Regions from separate parts of the Homo sapiens genome. Here all the other regions are linked to region 2. A link is an interaction called in ENCODE POLR2A ChIA-PET data of the cell type or tissue named here. Cell type or tissue: MCF 10A. All regions are shown on one strand. Each heading gives the region's core, and the rest is flanking DNA. Links, peaks and the distances in the headings are about the cores only. Region 1 holds the start of LINC01353 (long intergenic non-protein coding RNA 1353). Region 2 overlaps PPFIA4 (PPFI scaffold protein A4). Region 3 overlaps ADORA1 (adenosine A1 receptor).

What was found. Peaks named below come from ENCODE experiments on the same cell type or tissue, not always from the same donor. Only the 100,000 strongest peaks of a DNase experiment are listed, where the experiment ranks them.
Region 1: POLR2A ChIA-PET joins it to region 2 with 6 read pairs; 2 of 35 experiments call an interaction of 5 or more read pairs at or near these places.
Region 3: POLR2A ChIA-PET joins it to region 2 with 5 read pairs; 1 of 35 experiments calls an interaction of 5 or more read pairs at or near these places.

The regions. Positions count from the first base shown.
Region 1 is chr1:203,283,691-203,289,968 of GRCh38, forward strand. It overlaps LINC01353 (long intergenic non-protein coding RNA 1353), which reads left to right and starts at 3,462. Exons shown (of 3, transcript NR_117097.1): 1 at 3,462-3,621; 2 at 4,299-4,616; 3 at 4,815-5,108. RefSeq lists enhancers at 3,268-4,467, 5,855-6,278. In MCF 10A, for the core only: no CTCF peak of the experiment used is centred there; no DNase peak of the experiment used is centred there.
Region 2 is chr1:203,044,472-203,050,749 of GRCh38, forward strand. It overlaps PPFIA4 (PPFI scaffold protein A4), which reads left to right. Exons shown (of 30, transcript NM_001304331.2): 6 at 225-314; 7 at 897-1,088; 8 at 1,370-1,516; 9 at 1,777-1,911; 10 at 3,756-3,839; 11 at 4,112-4,243; 12 at 4,447-4,509; 13 at 5,205-5,296. Among named protein-coding and RNA genes, the nearest start is that of PPFIA4, 21 kb to the left of the region's middle. RefSeq lists silencers at 70-364, 1,773-1,975 and enhancers at 344-982, 983-1,620, 3,492-4,389. In MCF 10A, for the core only: a CTCF peak has its summit at 3,766; DNase peaks (open chromatin) are centred at 2,020 and 2,980.
Region 3 is chr1:203,151,550-203,157,827 of GRCh38, forward strand. The region is part of intron 3 of ADORA1 (adenosine A1 receptor); the gene reads left to right. Among named protein-coding and RNA genes, the nearest start is that of MYBPH, 21 kb to the right of the region's middle. In MCF 10A, for the core only: no CTCF peak of the experiment used is centred there; DNase peaks (open chromatin) are centred at 1,072 and 2,942.

The sequences.
Region 1 (6,278 bases), core at 846-5,845, 240 kb after region 2:
AGTGTAGTGGTGCATGCCTGTAGCTTCAGCTACTCAGGAGGCCGAGGTGAGAGGATCACTTGAGCCTGGGAGACGGAGGCTGCAGTGAGCTGAGATCACACCACTGCACTCCAGCCTGGGCGATAGAGCCAGACCTTGTCTCAAAAATAAGTAAATAAATAAATAATAATAACTTACAAGTTAGTCCCCCCAGCCAGTTGTAATGGCTTACACCTATAGTCCCAGCTACACAGGAGGCTGAAGTGAGGGGATCCCTTGAGCCCAGGAGTTTGAGGCTACAGTGCATTATTATTGCATCTGTGAATAGTCATTCACTTCAGCTTGGGCAACATAGTGAGACCCCATCTTAAAACAAAACAAACAAAAAATGTTAGTCCCCTTCTCCCTTGCCCCTACTTCTCCTGGAACGGGGTGAGTTTCTTCTCAGACCCAAGTCACCTGAGGAAAACCCTTTCTGGCCTGCTGGGATCTTTTCCCTGTTCTTCTCCCTCCCACAGCTTCCAGAGACCCTGGTCTCATTGTCTGTTCTCTTGCCTGCCTTCCTCTGCTAGACTGGAAGCACTCTGAAAACAGATATCTCAGCACCATTGATTTTCCAGTATCGGGTCAATGTCGGGTGTATACCAGCTGCTTGGAGAATGTTGAATTTAACTAAACTGATAAAATCCTTTAAAAAGATGTATATAAGACCAGTAAGTGGAAGGCAAATGACACAAGATGGAAGGAATTAGGGTAATTTGGCACAGAGAAGGTCATCCCGGCTGTCCAAGCTCACGGCTATCTTAGGTACGGTTAGTCCGACATCCTCACTTTATAATGAAGAAGTCTGAGACCCAGAGAGTCGGTGGCTGAGCCAGAGAGTTCACCAGGCTCCTGACTTCTGGCATCATGCCGGAGAGCTGGGGCTGGGACTGACGGGCTCTGTCCCTCTCCCCCGTGAGCAGGGCAGGATGATCCTCCCAGGCCAAGTGTATGGAGAGGGTCTGTGTCTTACTCCCAATTCCTCAGAATCAGTGCAGGGTGACCCTAAACCCAGAAAGCTCTTGTGACTTTGAGGCCAGCACCACTGTCCTCAGGGCACCTGGAATTTCTTGTTAGCAGGCTGGATGTGCACTTGACTCTGCAAATTTTGGCTCTAGCAATAAGGCCACGTACTTCCTTGATTCTGGGAGGTCAAGCATTAAGTGGGAGTGTTTTTGAAGAGGGAAGAGGATGAGCCACGTCTAACATGGCCAGCCCTTTCCCTGCAGTGCCTGCTCCAAATAACAAACTGATTCAACCTGTCATTAAGTCATCCTGTTATTATGGACTCTGAACTGGTCCTCCATGGAACCACCTTGCAGCTTCCTCAGTGGAATGGCCTGGGGCAAAGATGGATAGGATCCTTCTCAGTAGGACAGGAAGTGGGAGACCCGTCCCAAGGTCCCAGTTGCCTTCTCTGATAAGATCTTTATAGCCTATTCTGTGGGATCATCATGAAGATTAAATAACACAATAAATGTGAAAGTTCTGGGATATAATATAGTTATAATAAATATATGGCAGGATAGGGACTGAATGAGTCAAGTCAGGGACACCTTGGCCAGGTGGGTTTCTTAGTTTGAAAAGGTTCTCAGACCTTCCACTTCCTAATACTCCCAAATGGCTCTCATCACCCCATTGCTGTTGATGAATGTCTCCTGTGGCTTTTAGTCCACAGGAAGGAACTGAGCATTCTCCTCTTGCTGAACCTGGAGCTCAGAGGCCAGGAGAAACATAATATATTATATATAATGTCATATATATTATATATTGATCATGCCTATTACCCCAGCACTTTGGGAGGCTGAGGTGAGTGGATGGCTTGAGCCCAGGAGTTTGAGACTAGCATGGGCAACAAGGTGAGACCCCTTCTCTTAAAAAAAAAAAGAAAAAAGAAAAAAAAAGAAAAAGAAAGAAACAAAGGTGTCGGAATCAGGGAGAGAATTTCTTTTCATAATGGTAGAGAAATTAAACTAGGAAGCCTCTTAAGTAAAGTTCTTTCTTATAATAACAATACTGAGCCCTAAGTGTTTTGCACATAGTAACTCATTAATCAAAAACAATCCAATGTGATAGATATCATTGTAATTTCTACTTTATGGATGAGGCAACTGAAGCACAGCGAATATTAGGTAACTGTTAAAGATAAGATTTGAACCCAAGCGGTCTGGCACAGCAGCCGGAACCTCCGACCACCCATCACACAGTTCCGCCTCTATTAGAAGAAGACCACTCTGGTGAGCTTCCTGGGGGAGGAGAAACTCTTGTTACAATAATCAATAATCAATCAAATTTCCAAGGAGATTTCTCTGGACCTTTGGAGGGAGATTCAAAAGCCCTTCTCCATCCCACTTCTAGGTCTGCTTGCTAAGTCAGGAATAAAGCTACCCTGGATCTTCTGGAACTTTCTGTTCTCTGAGGCAGGAGGGCATTTCTTTGGCCAGGACCTCCCAGCTCAGAGGCTCATTGGCCCCAGAAACATGGGTGGCCCACTGGAGGTGGGCTGTGCCAGTTGGCTTTCAGACGGGAAGCTGCTGGGCACGCTTGTTCTCCACCACACCTCTGCAAGGTGAACCTGGGACTGGGAGGGACAGCCTGCTGAGGACTGAGAGCGTGGGACACTTATGACTGTCACACTCCTTCTCTGCAAATCTTCCTCTAAAAGGCTTCCCAGGGCTTGGCTCTGCTTGGTTCTCTGAGCTCCTCCTGCAGGCAGCTGCCTTTCAGTTCACTATTGTATCCCAGTGAATCCAAAATTAGCTTGATTCACAACAGAAAATGAGCACAAAACCCCTCTATAGCCAGAGAGTGATTGTCTACAAAGTCCTATGTGGTAGAAATAAGGCTTTGCCCCAAGGAGCCATCTGGCTGTGTGCCCTCTCCCACACGCACACTTCCATTTGGCACACTTATTGTTATCCTGTGCTGTGAGGGAACAGAGGTACTGGCCACGGATCCATTGCAGAGGAGCCAGCTTATACTCCCACGGTGCTAGGAAGGAGGCGGGACAGGTAAGACAAGCACACAAACCATGGAAAAAACTGGAGGAAACTTTCCACACCTCTTAAGCAACTGGTGCATTTCCCTGTGGTGTAGGTTGAGTAAGTAAGCCCGAGGAGAGAGGATGGGGTGGACTCAGATGCCCAGGGAGGCAAGTCTTGGTTTGGGGTTTTCAGGAAGGCAGGGCCACTTGTAGAGATTGCAGCTGGTGGTGAACTGGGGTCTGTGGAGGTGGCAGGCAGAAATAGCAACTCGTGTGTCCATGGTGGCACCGTTTTCAATGCGCCTTCATAACCATATCTCGTTTGATCCTGACAGTCCCTCTATAAGCAGTTTGCCACTGTCATTTTTCAGATGAAAACATCGAGGCTTAGAGGGGTTTCTGAGTAGCTGAGAAGTCAGGACTTCACACTCCCGATCTTTCCCCTGGCCTCCAGTTTGCCTGGCAAAGTCACAGGAAGTATCTCCATGGCACCGCATCAGCCCTCACAGAGCAGGAAACCTTGATTTCTACAGAGGCTGTTTCCTCCCAGCCTTGTGCAAGGCCCACTGCAGAGACAAAATTATGGTGGCCAAAGTGTGAATGCCAAGGCCACACTGGTAAGAGCCAGTGGCTGGGCAGCTGCAGTCACCCCACCGAAGGTAGACGGGTGTGGCTCAGTGGCAGGCAGAGGCTGGTCCCCACAGGGAGGAGGAGGGAGCCTGTGGGCGGCCCAGGGGCTGCCCCTCTGTCCCCAGGGGAGTGGGTGGAGGCCTGAGGGGGACTGTGCTGAGATGTTTGGTCATCAGAGGTCTGGGTGGGGGGTTGGGGAGGTAAAGCAAGAGTCTCTTATTTTTAAACCAATCAATGAGAGGACAGCTGTTCTTTGTTTCCATGAGCTCAGCAGAAGAGGAAATGGTTTGCCTGTGCGGTGGGGGAGGAGGAGAGGGTAGGGTTTTAGGTTAGTGCCCTGGCTGTGATGAAGTGGAACTTGTTACCCAAGGACTTCCCTTTTAGGCAGAATGTCTGCTTTCCTACCAGGAAGAGTGGCTTGGCCCTCTGCTGAGGCTCTCAGAGGTTCTCCCAGCCTTGGGATCGCTGAGTAAAACCAGTCAGCACCATGTCACCCTATGGAGACTGGTATTACCTTGCGCCTGTGTGTGGTGACAGCGGGCATCCTTTGGCCTGCATAGCAAAGGGCCACTCCCCTCCTTTCCTCCTGTCTCCCTTCTTCCCCAACCCCTCTCTCTTGGAGGACAGAGTCTGCTCCCCTAAATTCTACTGGGTTCTTTTTCAGGCCTCCATCCCTGGGATTTGCTGGTAGAAGAAAGGGAATCAGCGCTGACTGAGCTCCTACTATGTGCCCTTCCTGGGCCTGGCACTGGAATCACAGGATGAATGAATAAGGCATATTTCCTGCCCTGAGGAGGCGTCTATAGGGGAAGTCGGAATTAAGGCACCTCCAGAATTCTGAGGTCAAGGGAATGTCAACAGAGCTGTGAACAAAATGCCCAAAGCCATGAAAATCTACAGAGAGAGACTCGAAGGGGAGGAATGGGGTAGGAGCTGGTGCCGAGGATGAGAGGGGAGAATTCACCTGGTGGAGAACTGATAGGTGGGGGCTGTTTTCAAAGTATTTTCACAAACGTTTATTCTCTTGACTCTCACAATAAACGAAGCCAGCCAGAAAGTATTCTCCCCATTTCAGTGATAAGGAAATGGAGGCTCAGAAGGGTGGAATGGCCCAGGGCAGGGCAAAGCTGGGGTGGAAGCATCGGTCTTGTGCTTCCACACTCATTGCACTTTCTTCCAGGCCAGGCTGAGGTCGGGATGGTGGAGGAGGTGGTGGAGGTGATGAGGTACCAGAGCAACCTCGAAGAAAGCTGAGAGGCAGGAGACCGCCAAAGGCAAACTTGGAACACCTGGTGACTCCGACTAACTCTCCATGTGGTGTCCTTGAGGACTTTTATGATACTGCTACCACTGCTAATAGTAATAAAAGCCACTATTTAATGTGTTTACTATGCGCTGGGTGTGCAAATATTGTGGAAAGAGTGAACATATGTGCAGAATGCTTAATAAACGTGATCTCCTTTTATCTTCAAAAGAACAATACAGGCCAGGTGCGGTGGCTCATGCCTATAATTCCAGCACTTTGGGAGGCCGAGGCAGATGGATTGCTTGAGCTCAAGAAGTTTCAGACCAGCCTGGGCAACATGGCAAAACCCCATCTCTACAAAAAAATACCCAAAAAATTAGCCAGGTGTGATGTTGCCTGCCTGTGGTCCCAGCTACTCCAGAGGTTGAGGTGGGAGAATCGCGTGAGCCCAGAAGGTCAAGGCTGCAGTGAGCTGTGATCCTGCCACTGCACTCCAGCCTGGGGTGACAGAGTGAGACCCTGCCTAAAAAAAAAAGAATCAATACGATTAATACTTTTACTTCTATTTTTCAGACAAGGAAATTGAGGCTCAGAGAGGTTAGGAACTTGCCAGAAGACCTACCAGCAAGTGGCAGAGCTAAGGTCCCATCTGACCCCAAAGCCCACCCATAACCGCTATGCAGTACTGTCCAGGCAGAAACACAAACATTACCCCATTGTTTTTATTCTTCAACACCTTTGGTATCATCCAGTCCCAGGACACTGGCTCCTGAGGAAGGAAGGCCCCTCCCACATCCTTTAAAATTCCCAGGCATAAAACCATGTTCACCAGCCACCGTGAGGGTAAGCCTCAGAGACAGGGACCGTGCCCACAGCCAAAGCAAACTTGCCACATCCTCGGCCAATGCCCTGCCAAGGAGGGCCACTAGCTATTTTTCATGCCTCAAACTCCCACTCTATCACAGCACCCAGAGCTTGGGGATGGGGTGAGTTGTCCCCCCAGACAACTCTCTACCGTGGAGAGACTGGGCCAGGGGAAGTAGAGAGAGGAAGTAGACCTTAGATAGAGGAGCGAATGTGGGTGGCTAAGCACTGTGGGTGTGAAGGGATGGTTGGGAGGCCCTGGGGACTTTCCCCGGAGGCTGAGCTACCCAATTTACTCCCCAACCCACCACAGGCAGGCACGCACACCCATAATTTCAGGCGAGACGAGGCAGGCCTCTGAGAACAGCACTCCAACAGGCTTTATCTGAGTGCTCAGCTGGACTCAGAAATCAGAGCGCCTCCCCCAACCTGCCCCAGGACAGTGAAGGCTCCATGATGAGCCCTGAGTTCTCATCGCAGTTTCTCTTCCTTTTCTGTTTTTTTCTTGGCCTCTGCCTGGCAGGAGGCCTCTGG
Region 2 (6,278 bases), core at 594-5,593:
CTCAGTCTGCAGCTCCTGGAAGTCCAGGCTGGTTCACCCCTGTGCCCTACTCTGTTTCTTGTCAGATTTCTCCCTGCCATGGCTGGAAGCTGCTAGGCAAGGCTAGGCTGAGCACCTCTTTCTAGGAGACATTTTTTAACTAAGACAGGGGCTTTGGAAGGGTCTGGAATGTATGGGAGGTTCTCTTCTCTTTGACTCATTGCCCTGGGGCTTGTGCCCTACAGGTGTCTGCCCTGCAGCAGGGGGCAGGGGTGCGGGATGGAGCGGCAGAAGAGGAGGGGACTGTGGAGCTGGGGCCGAAACGCCTGTGGAAGGTAGGTCATGGAGAGCTGTGTAGCAGGGGTCATGTGTTCCCCAAGGTGGGAGGTTGGAGGCCCGGCTCTGCCTTAGTTCAGTAGACTAACTGCTTGAATTAAATTTGAGGCTTTCTCTGATATTCCCCCTTCTCTTTTCTTCTTCTCCCTACCCCATCTGCAATGAAATCTGTAGATTTTTATTTTAGTGCCCAACACATGCTGGGCACATCATACGCTTGTCTGCTTGAATTGTTAGGCACCATCTGCCTCATGTGGCAGCATCAGGCAAGATTCCTTCTCTGTCTGAACCTTTGTTCCCCCAGTCACGCCCCTTTCTGGGTTACAAGAGGCTGGCATAGCAGATAAAACTAGAAACTTGTTTTCAAGAGAGACAAAGGATAGCAAGGTGTTTGGTCATTGTCAGGAGTGACCTCCTGGGGCCCAGAGGGAGGCAGTTGTAGCCAGAGGAGTGCTGTGATGTTGGGGGCAGAGCCTTGACCTGCTCTGGGTGTGCTGTTCCTCCTTCCACCCCTGGGATAGGGGAGTGGGGTGGGTGGGATGCTGCTGTGACTCACAGAGCTACTGTCCCTATCCCTGGAGGAGGATACGGGCCGGGTAGAGGAGCTGCAGGAGCTCCTGGAGAAGCAGAACTTTGAGTTGAGCCAGGCCCGGGAGCGACTGGTCACCCTAACAACAACCGTGACTGAACTCGAGGAGGACCTGGGCACGGCCCGCCGGGACCTCATCAAGTCGGAGGAGCTGAGCAGCAAGCATCAGCGGGACCTCCGGGAGGTGCGTGAGGGCGCAGGCCTGCTCTGTGACCTCATTGTGGAGCGTGTGGAGGGAGAGCCAGGCAAAGGCTCTGGGGCGTGAGACTGAACACCTGCCTCCTTGCCTGGCTCCATTGTTGGGGGGCGGTCATGGAAGGGGTGGGCCAAAGCCAGAAACTGACAGGAGAGTGTAGCTCATGCCCCTTAATGGGTTCCAATCAGCCAGGTGTGGGTGGGGAGGTGTAGACAGGATGGGGGCAAGGAAAGGCTGGTTACCGTCCTTCTTGTCCCCTCTTCTCCCAGGCTCTGGCCCAGAAGGAGGACATGGAAGAGCGGATTACTACACTGGAGAAGCGCTACCTGGCTGCTCAGCGTGAGGCAACATCCATCCATGACCTCAATGACAAGCTGGAGAATGAGCTGGCCAACAAGGAGTCCCTGCACCGCCAGGTACCTCCTCAGGGTGGGGTGGGGATGGGCATTGTACTTAGCCCTGGAGGTGTCCTCGTGAACCTACTGGTGATGGCTGAGGAGCCCCTGGGGTCCTGCAGGTCACCCTTTGAAAGGGGAAGTCAGGCGTCTCGGGCAGCCAACAACCAAGATTGTCCCTTGCTGCTTCTGACCTGTCATCTGCTCTCTGCTGAGGCTGGGGTGGGGGTGGGGGCTTCAGTGCTCCCTTTTGAATCACTTCACCACCCCCACATTGCTAGTGTGAGGAGAAGGCCCGACACCTGCAGGAGCTGCTGGAGGTGGCAGAGCAGAAGCTGCAGCAGACGATGCGCAAGGCAGAGACGCTGCCAGAGGTGGAGGCTGAGCTGGCCCAGAGAATTGCAGCCCTCACCAAGGCAAGTGGGCCAGGGGCCTGGGATCTGCCTCTGTCCCCCATGTTCTGAGCTCTCAGGGAGCCAGGCAGGGAAGGGAGCGCGTGGGAGGCGCACTGGGCCAGGAGCCAGAAAACTGCTTCCCGCCGTGTGATTCCAGGGAGCACACTGCCTTGTGCCTGTCAGTTGGAAGAGTAATCCCTGTCCTCATCACCCTGCAGGGATGTGACAGTCTCATAAGAAGGGGTGTAAAAGTACTTGAAGGAGAAGAAGCTATGTTGATGCAAAGTGTTTTTCTTTTTCTTTTTTTTTTTTTTTAATCCTCTACACCGTCGTGGTGAACACTTTCTTTCACTTGGGGCTGGAGCAGAAAGATTAGGACTTTCATCTCTGGAAAGGTGAAACCTTAGAAGAGAAATGGTATATATATCCCTGAAGGGCAAAGGGGTGAGAGTTAGGTTGAGTACATCTTTGATTGCCAAATTGAAGCTTCTAGATCTAGGGACTGCTCCTGGTTGTTTGAAGGCTGCAGTTTTAGGATGAAGAAAAAAGAATACAATTTTATTTAATGGATACTTTATGAAGTAGTAATTCCTGAGAGGTGTGCTGGCTGAAAACATAATAGGTTCTGGAAGAGCCAGGTAAATGCCTGGATTTAGACATGCAGGGGTTAATCAAAATAATTTAGGAGCGTTTTCAGCTGGTCAGCCTCATATGGGATCTTCGAACCCGTGGCGAGAAGAAAACCGGTGTTTAGGAAGCACCAGGCACAGTGCTCGGAAGGGAGAGGCTGGCCGGCCAGTGTGCAGCTCAGCTGCTTCGAGGACGGAACCTGCAGCCTGGCTGTGTCCCAGCAGACCCAGGACCAAGACTGCTTCTGCCACTGACTGTCTCTGCGACCTGGGAAAAGTCATCCCCTCCCTTAACTGGGCCTCAGTGTCCTTATCACTATGTTGGAGTTAGACGGGATGGTCTCGGAGGTCTTTCCAGCCTCGAGGAATGAAGGATTGGGTTGAAATCACAGCAGAGGATGTTATGTGTGGGCTGCTGAGCAGTCAGCCTTAGTGTCTCCCAAAGCTGACATGAAGGCACGGGCTGAAATGATTAATACAGTCAAGTGAGTCATCGCAGGAGGAGTTTAAGGAAGGATTTCCTGACTATAAGAGATGTGGCTTTCTAGAATATCTTGCCAGCAGAGACAGTAGGGTCTCCATCTCTGGACATCCATGACTGGAAAGGGAGACTACCCCACCTGGGCTGGTTTAACAGCAGAGCCGTAACCATGCGGGGCTAACATTTGTTGAGTGCTTACTATGTTCTCAGTGTTCGCCTTGGATTATTTCATTTAGTCTTTGTGATGGTCCAGTGGGCCTGGGTGCTATTATTACCCACATTTTACAGTTGTGGAAACGAAGGCACATAGAGGTTTGGTAACTTGTCTAAGGTCACACAGGTGGTAAGAGGGAGCCAGGATTTGAACCCAGGCGGTGTGGCATGAGCCCATGCTCTTCAGTGTGGTTCTATCCATCTGGAGGCGTAGAGGTTTATGGTAGCTCATGCTTTCAAGTGGAGCTTTTTCTGGAAGCATGGGGATTATTTACAGTCTCTTGAACTGCTAGCTTCAGGATGTTTTAAGGCTAGGCCTGAGCGAGGAGGAGGCAGGGGAGACCTGGCAGGTATTGAAGTACCTGGGAAGAAAGGCAATGGGGATGGTGGTCCTGCTCCAAGATGATAAGTGGAGGCTGAGCGTCACTGGTACTGGGGGCCATGATCCCCAGGGCCACCCTGGCACCAGGGTGCAGGGGATGCGGGGCCTGAGCAGGAAGAACAGAGATCTGCGGGCTGCACCGACCCATCCCTGCCCCTAGGCTGAAGAACGGCATGGCAACATTGAGGAGCACCTGCGGCAGCTGGAGGGACAGCTGGAGGAGAAGAACCAGGAGCTGGCACGGGTGAGGGCACCAGGCCGGGCCCTCAGGCCCCCTCCTTCCCGCAGGACAGGCTCCCAGGGCGGTCTGTGGAAGGGGCACGGAGGAAGGGCCTGGCCAGGGACACAGCCACAGAGAGTGGGAGGAGGCTGGCAGGTGAAGGGGGAGGTGGTCAGGAGACTGGAGAGAGTGGCTCCCAGAGGATGAGAAGAGGACAGGGGAGGGAGTCAAACCCCAGCAGGAGAGGGTGGTCCTCCCTGGGAGGGCGGCCTGGTGCGAGGCAGACGGCTGTGCAGGTGCGCCAGCGGGAAAAGATGAATGAGGACCACAACAAGCGGCTGTCGGACACAGTGGACCGGCTGCTCAGCGAGTCCAACGAGCGTCTGCAGCTCCACCTGAAGGAGCGCATGGCTGCCCTGGAGGAGAAGGTGCCCAGAGGGGCGGGGTTGGGATGCGAGAGGTTAGTGCTGGGTGTGGGGCGGGGGGAGGCGGGACTGTGATGGGCGCAGGCGGGGTCTCAATGGGGTGGGTGGCCAGCCTGGAGAGGTGGGGCTGAGACTGCACACCCAGAGGCTCAGGTCTGGAATGGGAGAGGAAGGCAGGGGCCTGGCTCACAGCTGCTCTCCCCCAGAACACGTTGATCCAGGAGTTGGAGAGCTCCCAGCGGCAGATTGAGGAGCAGCACCACCACAAGGTACCCGGCTGCGGCCAGCCCCGCCCAGCCTGGGAGGGCCGGGTTGCAGGGAGGAAAGGACACCCTGCTTTTAACGCTGCTGCTCTGATACCTGGCAGTGTTAGTGCATATGTTAGTGCACTACATACATTATTCCGTGATTTCTCACTAGAGCCCATCATGGTAGGTGCATTACTGCCCACAGGGAAAGAAGAAACTGAGGCCAGAAGCATAGGGCAGAGGTGGACAGCAGAGAGGCAGGGCCCAGTGAGGGGCTCCACCCCAGGATTTGGAGGGAGCTTCAAACCCTGGTGCAGCCAGAGCCTGGTGATTCTGGGAGGATTTGCCTCCGTCCTGGCCTCGGCAATGTCTGTGAGGTCTGAGGGGGTGCTGGGGCCCTCTGCTGCCCAGCCTCATCTGCTGTGCATCTGTGCAGTAGTGAGGGGTCGGCAGGCCTAGGCTAGCAGAGCCCTCCCCAGACAGACCCCCTCCTGGCCCTGCCCCTGCCCATCCTTCCACTCACTCTCTGGTTGGACCTCTTCTCTTTTGGTGTCATCTGTGGGCCTGGCCTGGGGCCCCTGGCTTTGGACTTTGCAGTACATTCTTCAGCTTCTCCCCAACTCTGCTGTCCTCTTTGTCCCTCTCTGACTCCCACCCTCCCTCTCTGCCCCTCCCTGGCCCCCACTCCCGCCCCCACCCCGGGTCTGCTGGCACAGGGCCGCCTGTCTGAAGAGATTGAGAAGCTGCGCCAAGAGGTGGACCAGCTGAAGGGCCGAGGGGGGCCGTTTGTGGATGGCGTCCACTCCAGGTACTGCAGCGCCAGAGGCTGGGCATGCCAGGACGGGGTCCTGATGGACCGTGAGGAAGGAGACTTCCTTCCAACAAAAGACTGCCCAGGACCTCAGGGTCCTCCTCCTGTTCAGGGTGGGACACTGAGGCTCAGATAACTTGGTCAGAGTCACCCAGCTTACTTGGGCAGTTTGGGAGGGAACACCTGTCCTCCGAGGGCTGCTGAGAGGCGAGTCATCAGACAGCCAGTGCTCTGTCCCCGCTGTGGTAGGACATAGGCCATGATTTCTGCTTCCTTGACAGAGGGCACACCCCTGAGAGAGGCCTGCACATCCCTTGCTTAGCCATGTCCTACAGGGCCCACTGGTAGGGAGAGCCATTCACTCCAGTTCTCTTGAGAGTCAAGGACCACCTGAGTTCAGGCAGCGGGCAGAAAGGCAGCAGGAGAGATTGGAATGAAGCATCAGAAACTTCCTTACTGGAAGTTGAGACGCCATGGCAATCCTATGGACTTGGCATCCCTTTTCTTGAAACCATTGTGAGAGATGGAGCTTATCTCCTAATGCTTGAATTAGGCCCATGTTTAGGGAACCTCGGGATTTCCCCCACATTTTGTGGAGCGATGGGTATTGAATTCAGACCTCGAGCCTGTCCTCAGTACCCAGGCCAGAGAGGTGGGGTGAAGACAGGGGAGACTGAAATGGATGGTGCCACTCAAGGTTCATGGCTCTTGGCTGTTTTCTCTCCAAACCAAAGTCTCTTAGATCAGAACCCTTGCCGTTCCCTTTGGTCATGTGCTTGCTGTATCAGGGAAATGGAGATGAACTACCATGAAGAAAGGTTAATGGAAATATCCATATAGATATGTGTGGAGGGGCAGTGGTTGAAATAGGGAAGGGGATGTTGAGCTTGAAGAAGAGAAGCCCACGGGTGTCTGGGGTGGTAGAGACTTAAGTGCCATCTCCACGCTCGCCAGGAATTATTGTATATGGGTATGAAGG
Region 3 (6,278 bases), core at 467-5,466, 110 kb after region 2:
GTGCTCCTGGTGGAGATAGCAATGGGCACCTGGTGCTACTGTTCATTGAGTGCCCAGATAAGTTACTGCGCCAGCCTCATCCTCACAGGGGGCCTGCCAAGCCAACCTTCTCCTCCCATTGTGCCCAGGACAAAACCAAGGCTCAAGGAATTGTTACTTGCTCCAGGCCACAAGCTGTTAATGGTGGAGTCACAGTTTGAACTCGGATCTTACCCCACAGCACACTTCATGCATGCATGCATTCATTCATTCATTCATTCATTCATTCATTCTTATACTCAATAAATATTTATTTCTCTTTACATTCCATCTTGCCCCCCATCTTCCTCTCCATGGGGCACAGAGCTACAGCATGGAATCCTTTCAGAAGGGACTCCCTTCCGGGGATGTATGGGTGCCCCTCACCACTGCCCCTGGGCTCCTCCTCCCCACAAGGAGTTCCGTGTTCAGTGCCCCTCCCTCCTTTCTGCTAGCGCTGAGCTCAGCTCTCTATAGAAGATGATTTGACACATTCCAGAAGAAGGGAACCGTGACCTGCTAGAGCCCAGAAAAGATCTCATTCAATCCCTCATCATCCAGACAAGGACACAGAGGCCCCAAAAGGGAAAGGGTCTCCCCGAAGGCCAGCTCACTCCTGGCACAGCCTGGACCAGAATGGGGGTCTCCCATTTCCCACCACAATGAGGTATTCCAAGGGAGGACTGCCCTTCTTTGGGGGTCCAGCATGGGCCCCCTCTGCTCTCCTGAGCCTGCAGAATTCTGCTGCTTCCTGGCTCCCTCCTGCCTGGGCCCTCCCCATGTGCCAGCTGGGCTGGCGGATTCTCTGCTGTTCTCCTAAGAGGCCACAGTCTGCAAAGACCAGAGAGGCCTATGGGAAGCCGCATAAAGCCATCAGCTCCCTTCCCACCATGGCGGACCTTTCCACTTCACTGGAAAAGGAATTTTGCCCCTTTTAGCACCCTGGCCATCCCAGTGAGGCCTCCCTGCAGCAGCTACTCACAGGTCATTAAGTCTGAATGCAGATGGGATGGTTTTTTCCTGTCCCACGGGATGAGTCAGAAACAGTCACCCATAGCAGGTGGGGCTAATTGGCCTTGCTCCTTTTGCCATCCCGGTCTTCCTTGGAGAGATGGAGAGAATCAAATCTCAGTGCAGAAAGAGCTGAGAATGCCAAGGTCTGGGTCCAGTTTTCCTGCATTTACTGTCCAGGTCAGACACCCTCCTCCTTGAGGACCACCGCCTCACGGGGATGTGGGTGCTGTGCTTGACTTTGGGAGGGGAGGAGGTGGCTGTATTGTGAAATCGCCCAGGGCATTGTCTCAAAGTGTGATACCTTGGCCTTCTGGCTGTGGAAAAACATTCCATAGGATATGCCCTGGACTGGGAGAAAGGGATGAGGTTCAGAGGCAAATATACTTTGAAAACATGCCTCCTCCAAATCTGAAAGCCTCCCACTTTGCACCCCACCCTCTGAAGCCCCCTCCGGATCAGAACCACTGAGCAAATCCAAACTTCTGTTTGTTGGGATGAGAACGCCCACCCAGAGAGAGAGAGAAAAGAGCTCTCTGCAGGCACACAGGTCTGGGGGGAGCTTGTGCTGTCAGTCATGCATGAAACCTTTGAGTGGGGGAGCTGGCAGGGAGCTCTGCCCTGTGCTTTGCAGCACATGCCGCTCTCATCACACTGGGGATCCCTTTGCTCAGGTGCTGGGCCTCTCCTGTGGACTGAGAGTTCCTTCATGGTGGGATCTATGTTTATTCTGCTCACGTCCAGCGCTCAGAAAGGGGCCTTGAATCCGAAGGACAGACAGTTGGGGAGGTTGCCAGAATAGAGGGTGTTACTGAGTCACACACAGGAACCTCATTATTTTCCCCACCAGGCTGTGGAGTTATTTGTCCTCAGCAAGTGACCAGGAGTGATTTCCAAGGCCCATTACACTAATGACCTAATCAATTTATCCAGCTCTTTTCTTTCAAGACACAGAGTGTCTGCCCTCCTCCCTGTAGCCCTGCAGACTGGCCCTGGGGTGTCAGCCCGAGTCTCCTTTTGGGGATTGGTGGGCACTGATGTTTTAGATGGTGAGTGATGCCACAGAGCCCCTCACAGCGGGATTCAAGGCAGGATTCTTAGGCCTGACATCCTGCCCCCTCCCCAGGGCCCCTGAAGCAGACTCCCCTGGGCAATGTTACTGTTAAATATTTGGCCCCTGGAGTGTGCCCAGCACCTTTGATTATATCTGGTTTCCTGTTCTCCTTGGGGAGGAAGAATTTCTCCACAGGAAGTAGTTTAATAGTCTGAAAGCCTTACTTTCCTGCTCTTGAGATCCAAGTTTCCAGTTACAAGTGGCTGAGATCCTTGATAAGAGAGGAGGCGGGAAGGAGGGGACCAGAGCTATGAACTGTCACTCCCTCCCAGCCAAGAGTGAGGGAACGGAAGAGGGAAGATTCAATCCCTGACTATCCAAACCGCAGGATGGTGGAAAGACGTGGACCTCTGCCACCCCCCGGCCCTCCACCTCCCTGCTCCCATGTCCAGTGCTTCCATGAGGAGCAGGTGATGAGAAACAGGGACGGCCAGGCCTGAGGACCCTGCTCTGGTCTCAGCAGTTGACAGGACACTGTGTCATCCTGCCCTCAGGCAAGCCATGCTTAGCATTTTCCAAACCCACATGTGGGTTCTCTTGCCTCTGAGTGAAGGCGTTTGTAAGAGTTGGGTGGCTCACTCGTACCTATACCTCTGGCAGGGGGTTCTTAGGGATGACTGAGCTCAGTTCTTCCTGATGCAGCTTTACTCTTGAACTGTCTGAGTCTAACCAGGAACACAAAAATCATTTTAGGTGTTTACAGCCGAGGGCCTTATACCAGGAATTGGTGATGAAGCAGCCGAGACACAAACAGGGAGAGTGAAGTAACCCAGAGATGAGTAACAACAGGAAGCTACCCCAAGGCAGAAGGACAAAGTGAGGAGGCGGTGATCCCGGAGCCCAGGGGCTGCAGTTGGCTGGTAGAAGCCGCACCCATGGTGGGCTTGTCTGGTGTGTGTTGGAGCCATGGAGGAGTCATAACCACTGCCTAGTACACAGCTGGGACAGGGAGGTAGACAGCTCCCCACCACCGCCCCATCCCCACTGCTCCAGCACTGCAGTATTTCCCATGGACCTGGATAGCCCCAGGGCTTGGGAAATGCAGCCTGCCGGGGTCAGCCCCATGGTGATACAAAACAGGGCAGGGCCAGGAGAGAAAGCCAAGGACAGACAGCTTCAGAACCAGCACACTCCAGTCTCATCCCTGCAGTGGTGGCTGGCTTCTTTGCACCTTTCTCAGTTTGGCTGTTCTGCATTCACCAAAGAGAATTATGTAGGACGTCTATGCCCACCCCCTCTTCCTTCTTTTTTCTCTGTCAGATGTGTCTTCGCTGGTTGGTCCCATGGTGTGTTCACCATCTGATGGCATCTGGGCTCTTCCTATTTATTATTATTATTATTATTATTATTATTATTATTATTATTGTTATTTTGAGACGGAGTCTCGCTCTGTCACCCAGGCTGGAGTTCAGTGGCATGGCTCACTGCAACCTCCACCTCCCAGGTTCAAGCGATTCTCCTGCCTCAGCCTCCTGAGTAGCTGGGACTATAGGTACCCGCCATCACACCCAGCCAGTTTTTGTATTTTTAGTAGAGATGGGGTTTCACCATGTTGGCCAGGGTGGTCTCGAACTCCTGACCTCAAGTGATCCACCTGCCTTGGTCTCCCAAAGTGCTGGGATTACAGGCATGAGCCACCGTGCCCAGACAGCTCTTCCTTTTCTAAAGTGGCTTATCGTTTATGTTCTCTGAGTCAACCTAACTATCAGTCCCCAATGGCATCCAGAAGGAGTGCCCTCTAAGGGTGTAGACAAGGAGAGGCCACCCCTCTGTGCACAGTCGGGTCTCCAACTAGAAGTGATCTCATCCCTGAAAAGGACGATTCATGAGGCAAAGGACCAATGAGGAACTTGGGCATTCTCATGACGACTGCTGGGAATTAGCATGAGATGAAGGCTTGCTTTTCTGGGATGCAGGCTAAGAGACTCTGGGGAGGTGAGTTCTGGCCAGGGAAGCCTCTGCTGGTCTCACAGTGTGCAGGGCAATGCTGGGACTCCAAGCCACTATGGACATGTTGGTGGCTGGCTGGTGGCCTGGTGGCAGTTTCTCATACATTTCATAAGAGGCCCTTGTCATAGCGGCCTTATGTCGCAGGACCTAGGTAGGGGACCAGGAGTTGTCTGATTCAGCAGTGGATCCCCTACAGCTCCCAGCACAGCAGGGAATAAACCAGGGAATGATTTTCCTCATCCAGGGCATTGTAATTGCCTTCAGGGCTAGGGTCATGCCTTTCTAATCTGACTGTCTCTAATTGAGCACCTACCATTTAATCCTTATCTCTTGTTCCCTGAGATGTACTCACGTTGCAGGTCCTTGAGCAATCATTTCTGAATAAGTGGATGTATGGTTTCATTAATCCATTTTTACATGTATTTATTCATTCATTCAACAAATAGTTATTGAGCACTGATATAGGTACTGGGGATGCAGTGGTTAACATGCCAAAGGTTCTGTCCTACTGGGGCTTACATTCTACTGGAGCACTGGAGAGAAACTAATAATAAATGTATAGATAGATAGATAGTTAGATAGGGGGGAAGAGAGGGTGTGAGAGAGAGGGAGGAGGGAGAGAGTCAGGAAATGCTATCAGGAAAATTAAATATGGCAAGAGGAGACAGTGATAGAGACTATTTTTCAGGAGAGTCAGGAATCTTCCCTTAGGACCTGACATCTGAGTGGAGACCTGAATGAACGGAGAATGAACCTTCCCAGACATTTCAGGAAATGAACAGGAAGTGCAAAGCCCCTGAGGTAGGAGAGTGCCCCAGGTATGTAAACAAAGGAGTGTCCACTAGCATGGTGATAGTAGAGTGGAGTTCAGGGAGAGTGAAGTGGAGTTTAAGGTAAGGGGATGGGCCCTTCAGGGAAAGAAGGGTCAAGGAGACTGGGGGAATGACAGTGCCCTCTGCTCAGTGGTCAGGATAAAAACCAGACAGAGTCATCTTGTTGACTCTTTCTCTCACCTGGACATCTGTCTTACTTCATTTTCTGCTGCTATAATAGAATAGCACAGACTAGGTAATTCATAATGAACAGAAATTTATTTGGCTCACAGTTCTGGAGGCTGGGAAGTCTAAGATTAGAGGGCCATGTCTGATAAGGACCTTGTTGCTGCCTCATACCATGTGGAAGGCATCACACAGACAGGAGCTGAACTCATCCTTCAGAAGGACCCCACTTCTGTGGTAACAAAACTAATCCTGCAGTATTGGCATTAATCTATTCATATGGGCAGAGCCTCATGACCTAATTACCTCTTAAAGGTCCCACCTCTCTACACTGTTGCAATGGGGATTGTTTCCAATATATGAGCTTTGAGGGACACATTCAAACCATGGCATTCTGCCCTGGCCTTCAAAATTCATGTCCTTCTCGCATGCAAAATACATTTATTCCATCCCAGTAGGCCCCAAAGTCTTAACTAGTTCCAGCATCAACTCAAAAGTCCTAAGTCCAGAGTCTCATCTAAATCAGATATGGGTGAGGCTAAAGGCAGGATTCATCCTAAGGCAAATTTCCTTCTGGTTGTGAGCCTATGAAATCAAAACAAGTTACATGCTTCCAAAATACAATGGTGGGACAGGAATAGGATAGGTTCCCCATTCCAAAGGGGAGAAACAGGCAAGAAGAAAGCAGTAACAGGATCCAAGTAAGTCCAAACCCCAACAAGCCAGACAACATTAAATCTTAAGATTCTAGAATAGCCTTTTACTCCATGTACCACCTCCTGGACATATTGGCTCTACTGGGCTCAGCCCATGAAGCAGCTCTCGTGGATTGGAGTCTCATGCCTGCAGCTCTCCCATACTGGAGTTGCATGCTGGTGGTCCTACAGTGCTGGTGTCTGGGCAGTGGCCTCACTCCCATGGCTCCAGGAGGCATTGCCCTGGTGAGGGATCTCTGTGGTGGCTCTGTCCCTGTGACAAGTTTCTGCCTGGGCTTCCAGGCTGTCCATGATATCCTTTGAAATCTAATTGGAGGCTGGCATGACCCCATGGCTTCCACACTCTGTGCACCTGCAGAATCAGCACCATGTGGACACTGCCAAGACCTACCTACCACTTGTGCTCTCTGGAGCAGCAGCACAAGCTACATCTGGGCCTGCTTGAGCCATGGCTGGGGCTGCCAAGGAGCA